Regions from separate parts of the Homo sapiens genome. Here region 2 is linked to region 1. A link is a loop called in an ENCODE intact Hi-C map of the cell type or tissue named here. Cell type or tissue: gastrocnemius medialis. All regions are shown on one strand. Links, peaks and the distances in the headings refer to the core of each region. The heading gives the core; the rest is flanking DNA. Region 1 overlaps PLXNA2 (plexin A2). Region 2 overlaps MIR29B2CHG (MIR29B2 and MIR29C host gene).

What was found. A loop is a pair of places that touch in the nucleus more often than their neighbours do. Peaks named below come from ENCODE experiments on the same cell type or tissue, not always from the same donor. Only the 100,000 strongest peaks of a DNase experiment are listed, where the experiment ranks them.
Region 2: it touches region 1 in a loop (2.6-fold over the local background); 3 of 110 quality-filtered maps call a loop at or near these places.

Annotation. Positions count from the first base shown.
Region 1 is chr1:208,237,533-208,240,435 of GRCh38, reverse strand. All of the region lies in intron 1 of PLXNA2 (plexin A2), which reads left to right. Among named protein-coding and RNA genes, the nearest start is that of PLXNA2, 5.4 kb to the left of the region's middle. In gastrocnemius medialis, for the core only: a CTCF peak has its summit at 1,207 (motif pointing right); a DNase peak (open chromatin) is centred at 599; H3K4me3 peaks cover 559 bases; H3K27ac peaks cover 1,212 bases.
Region 2 is chr1:207,804,352-207,807,254 of GRCh38, reverse strand. MIR29B2CHG (MIR29B2 and MIR29C host gene) reads left to right here. Exons shown (of 6, transcript NR_135299.1): 5 at 1,158-1,250. Among named protein-coding and RNA genes, the nearest start is that of MIR29B2, 3.3 kb to the right of the region's middle. RefSeq lists an enhancer at 389-1,588. In gastrocnemius medialis, for the core only: no CTCF peak of the experiment used is centred there; DNase peaks (open chromatin) are centred at 474, 1,284, 1,974 and 2,334; H3K4me3 peaks cover 1,366 bases; H3K27ac peaks cover 2,500 bases.

The sequences.
Region 1 (2,903 bases), core at 213-2,712:
GCATCCACTTCTTTTTCGGTCATTTCTAAAGGTGAGCCCTATGGAGACAGAGAGAAAGGCAGTTCTTCCCAGGGTCAAACAGCTGGTCTCAAGGCACGAGGGAGGGATGGCTGGTAAGAAGAGGATATCCCCGTCCTCCTGGGCTTAGCCCTCAGGCTCTCCTGGGCCTCATTCCCTGGCATTTGGGCATATGGAACCTCTTTATCTAGCTCCACACTGCTCCATCTGGAATTGGAGGGCATAAATAGAGGCGAGAAAGTTCTTTGTTGGGGAGCAGGGTCCTTGCGGGGTAAGAGTGTAAGGGGAGAGGAGGAAGGAAGGGCACAGAGCTGAAAGAAATGGCTGAGGCCTGAGCAGTGCAAAAGTTCTCTGCTTCTACAGTTGGTTAACCATTAACCGCCTTCCCTGCTCTGGTTCTGTCTCTCTCTTGGGTGAAAGAATATCTCTGGGAAACTCAGAGGACCAGCAGGTGTTCCCCCATACCCCCCTTCACCCCAGCTTAACATTTGCTGTGTCTCCACTGTCCTGCCACAGCCCCAGGCTCAGCCACTGACCCCCACTCACCTCTTCCTCACCTTCTTCCCCTACCCCAGCATACTCTTCCCACGCACTGCCAGTTGTCCCTTTACCCAGGCATTGCCAGTTGTTTGCAGGGCAGGGCGTGTGTCAGAGACTGGGAAGCAGGCACAGAGGTGGGGAGAATCTATTGAAGGGAGCAGCCGGCTTCACACAGGATTCGGAGCAGGAGCTCTGAGCTCAGGTTATAGACAGCTCTATAACCACTAGGATTTTCCTAGTGCTTCTCACTGTGGATCTGGCTTGTGGGTGGCTGTTTTGGCCGTTTGAAGTGAGTCCATGTGGTCCAAGGCCTGACCAAGGCATTCCTAACAAGTCAGACCTGGAATCCTGAACATCAAAGAAAACCAGCAGGTGGATGGAAGATGTAGATCAAGATGCAGGAGCAAAGGCACACATGGAAAGACAGAAGTCAAGATGTGGGCACAGGCACAGATAAATGGAGAGAGGGAGGAAGACAGCAAGGGAAGATAAAGACAGAGAGATTAACAGTGTGAATGGGGGTGGACAGAGCTCAGAGTGAACACAAAGAGAAAAGTGGGAAAGAGAGCCTTGCAGGCAGAAGGGGGTTTTCTGAATCTTCACTGGCCAGGGAGGCTCTGGGCTGAACTGAGAAGCCGAAGTAGCAGGTTATCTCCACTAGAGGGGACTCTTGAAAGCCAGGCTTGGCCCAAAACAGTGGCTTTTGTGCTTTTTTTTTTTTTTAGAAGAAAAAAAATATTAATAGATGAGATATATTCGAAACTCCCAGCCGTCACTTCCCAGAGACTACAACTGGTAGGGTCCTATTGCCAGTGGGACCTTTGGGCCTCTGTCTGTTTGCAGAGGATGAGAAGGCGCCTGCAGCATTAAGCTGGGATGCATGGGTTGTGAGCAACTCCGGAGAGGCCTGCCCCAACAGGTCACGTCTAGGGCTGGGTGGCAGGGAGGGAGTGCATTCTCAACTTAACAGGGAGTCCAATCTGCTGGCTGGCCCGCCAAAAGGCCCTTGCCGTTCTTATCAGCAACAGAAGTTTCTGACCCAACCCCGAGGGGCCTTCACATGCTTCCCATCTCCCAACTCCCTAAATACAGATTTTTGAGACTCTCAGGTAGTAGCAAAACTGCTCCTGAGGAGACTTTTTTTTAAAAGAGCTTTCAGGAACTGAATGCATGTCAACATTGTATCGCTGATTTAATCTTTTTCTTCATATTCTCTGTGGGAATCTTTCTCTGAATTATAATTCCCCCTTTCATTTCAGCAGAGGACAATATTGAGAGACAGCAGAGTCCAGAGGCTTTTCTTATCTAAGGAGATAATAACTGCCTAACAGGGGCATGGAAAAATATTGAAGTATTGGGATGGGCAGGAGACCAGAGAGCTTAGCCCCGTCTCTTCCAATCTGATAGCATCCCTTGATAGTTCATCTTGGTTTGCTTTAGCTCAGATGTACCTGGACGTCAGGGCAGGGGGAAGGGAGGATAGAGAAAAGAAAGAAGAAAAACAAGATAAATGTATCGTGTTATGAAAGTTTAATTCTGCTTTTCTTTGGCTAAAATTACTTTGAGGGTGAAAGATAAAAGGTAGTAGAGTTGCCCTTGGAAAGTTCAACTTGTCTTTCAGAGGGAAGAGGAGGAGGGATCCCAGGGCTCCGAGTGAAGAGCTGGTGAATGAGCCTGTCTCCTCTGATCCCCGCAAAACACACATATTCTCTCCGACGCTTTGAGAGGACGGAAGCTTCTGACAGAGGAACCCTAGCACCTCCCAGCCCTCTTGGAGGAGTTGTTCTCCCAGGCTTTCTCTTGTTCTGTCTAAACAGCCTCCCTCTCAACCATAGTATAGAGGGATAGAAGAAGGAGAGATTCTTACCCTTTGCACTGAACCAAATAGGATGACACTGAAAGCGGGAATTGGAATTCATTTAAGTTTAAATAAATAGGGATCGATCACCTGTGTGGTGCCAAGAATGTGGTAGCTCCCTCCTAATACAAGGATGAAAAAGTAATAGATCTTACCTTCAGGGCATTTACAGTACACTCAGGGAGTGGAGGAAGAAATTGCATAGCCAAGTACCCCCAAATACCTTTAGTAAAAGGCAGAATGGCATTAACAGTGTGTACTAGGGGGTCAGAGGAAGTGAGAGCAGACAGCTCCTCAAAGCCTTTGCTTTAAGTCATGGGAGGTGAAGATTTCCAGGAGAGACTCAGAGGTGCTGGAGAACTTCACAGTTTCCTGTGAAGAAGGATGACTATTTAATGCTCTCGCAGTCTCCAGCCTCTCACAGCTACCCGTACCTACCCAGTTTTCCCCTCGTTCTTCTCTGAGGATTTTAAACTGGACAGCGCTG
Region 2 (2,903 bases), core at 185-2,684, 430 kb after region 1:
TGCCTGGTAGGATACTGCATCTGTTAGTTACTTCCCAGTGGCTGAAGGAAGTGGTCACCAGCTCTGCCTGGGGGAGGTGGGGGAGCTGGGCTTTGGGGCGTCTCCCTCCCTACCTCCAGAGTTAGGTTTCACCTGAGACTGTGGTTTCACTTTTGACTCCATCTTCACTGAGTCAAGCAGATGATTTAGGAATGACCAGGGAGCAGCATTGGTGGTTTGCCTTTGGATCTGCATTGGTTTGGACCCATGAACTCTGTGGTGGGCATTGTGTTTGTGTAATAGACCATTGGTATGCTCATTTTTCCTCTTGCAGAAAGCACTAGCTTTCTTGAAAGCAGTTCAGGGACATGCCCATCCTTCTGTGCCAGAGCTGAGCCCTTCTACTGGGGGAACATGGAGACACGCGAGCTCCAGTCTTCATTCCACTCCTCCTCCTTCCCTTTGCCCTCCACTGTCTCCTGCTGTCCCCCCAGCTCATCCCAGGGGCAGGGTAACCTTGGTGCATCCTCCCATCCAGCCAGCAGTCCCGACCCAGGGCCCCCGTGCCTGGACTGAGTCTGGGGTTTATGTCAGTAGTGTTAAGGGAGGGATGGAAAACTGAACTTTTAGGAGTGCAGCTGCCTAGGAACATAGACCTCCATACCTCTGACGCAGGGGAAACCAGAAAAACCGATGCTGGGTCCACGTAGGCTTGGAAGGCTGTTACTTTTTGCCTTCTTACCTGAATAGGAATTTGAGGGGCACTGTGGGTTTGGAGGATGTGATTCCCACACTGGGGCTCAGGGCCTGGGAAATGCAGTGGTCCCTGGGTTCTGAGTCCTCCTTTGAAGGCCACCCTGCCAGAAAGGAAGAGCCTGATGGAGGTTTCTGGGGACTTTGGGCCAGCCGGTAACTCCATGCTCCCTCTGCTCCACCCTTGGCCCCTCATGTGTATACCATTCCTTTTATCACCCTTCCCTCTGATTCACAGCCCCCACCCTGACAGCTAAAGACAGAATGCCCAGGCTGCTGCCTAGAATGACAGGAAGCTGGACTGCCCTTTCAGTTTATACATGCAATGGCCTGGGACTGTCTCTTGAGGGCAAGACATTCCCCTTTTACAAAAGAGCCTTCCCCAGGCCCCTCTCTCACCAAGATGAGCTCTTCCTTGCTGCCAGGAGCCCTGAAATCAGCATTCCCAGAGGAAAGAAGATGGCCATCTGGGCTTGGCTTCCGGCTCCCCCCATCTGGCTGGAACACACATCAGTCACGTAAGTAGCTGTGACTCAGCACCCAGCACTGCCTTGGCAGAACCTTCCCACGTTCTGGATTTGCACACACTGTGGTAGCGCAGCACAAGCAAGCAGGGTTAGGTAACTGGGGACCAGTGTCTGTTTGTTCAGTGGGTTTGCCTATGGATTTCAGAAAGAAGGATTCCCTCACCTTCCCATTTTCCTCCCATGTTATTTTTTAGGTACCATGCTAGGCTTTAAAGACAAAGCATCATTTATAGAATGAAGTAGAAGCTGTCTTTGCAGTCTCCAAACTATTTTTAACCAACAGCCTATAGATGGTATTTAACCCTCAGGTGTGTTTGGCCTGCACGGGTTTTTGTTTTTGTTTGAGACAGGGTTTCACTCTGTAGCCCAGGCTGGAGTGCAGTGGCACGATATCAGCTTGCTGCAACCTCTGCCTCCCGGGCTCGAGCAGTTCTCATGCCTCAGCCTCCTGAGTAGCTGGGACTACAGGTGCCACCACACCTGGCTAGGGTTATTTTAATGTATCTGATTTTGCATGCATTTAGACAAAATATGGCCTCTCCAGTTCACTGTATTTCTGCTGCATGCTGTTGCTGCTTCTCTGTCTCAGGTTTCCTGCCCAAGCCCTCCGAGCATTTGAATGTGCTGTGAGCAGCCTACCTCAGCCTCCTCTCTTTACACATGAAGACACTGAGGCCCATTCAGGGCAAGTGGCAGGTCCCTGTTCTCAGAGTTGGGGCCAAGCAGGTATTAAAACCATTGTGTTCTGATTCACTGTGTGCCCAAGCAGATTAATGCCCTGGTGTGAGGTCGAGAAGCCTCCAGGTAGAATGTGGGGACAGAAGTGGACCAGGCTAGAGTATAGCTCCCACACCTTTCCCATGCGTGGCAGCACTCGTAAGACTGACATGCCCACCCTTCTGGATGGGTGGTTTTCCTCCCCAGACAGCCCTGCCAACCCTTTCACCTTCAGCCAGTTTGTTTGGAGTCATTAGGCTGAGGTGGGTAAAACCCATCACCCTCCTTGGATGGCAGAGCTCTCAGCAGGCTGGGATTTTCATGGGCTGCCTTCTTACAGGTCTAGGTGGCCTTCAGGCATGGTGCCAGGGAAAGCAAGCCCCTTCCAGCCCTTACCAAACTAACTGGCTGCTTCCTAGTAGGGAACAGCCACCAGCTTGTTTCAGCGAAGAGTCATTGCTCAGCTGATTCTGAGAGGAGAAAACTGGTTCTGTTGGGAGGGCTGAGACCTGAAGGACCCCTTTTATCCAGTGGAATTGGAAAGGCAAAGGATTTCAATACTAACATGATTTTTTTCTCCACTTCTTTTAGAGTGTTTAATTAAAGTGATGCATTGTTAATGGCTTCTTATCTCTTCTTCCAGAGAGTAAAGAGTTAAATTTTAGAATCCAGGAGTGGGGACCCAGACTGTGGCTTCTGTTAACTCCCTCAGTGGCAGTGGCGTCCTGCTATGCACAGCCCCTCTGCTGTACTCCGAATGGTCCCTTACGGGTAGCAGGAGAGACATTAAATAATCACACTGATGACCAAGTGAGATAAGTGGTTTTTGAAGGAAAGAACTTGAGGCTGGCGAGGACCACTTAACCTTCTAGCAAGGGCTGGACTCAGGGAGGCTTTCCTGAGCTGCGGGGAGGATGACAGGTTCCC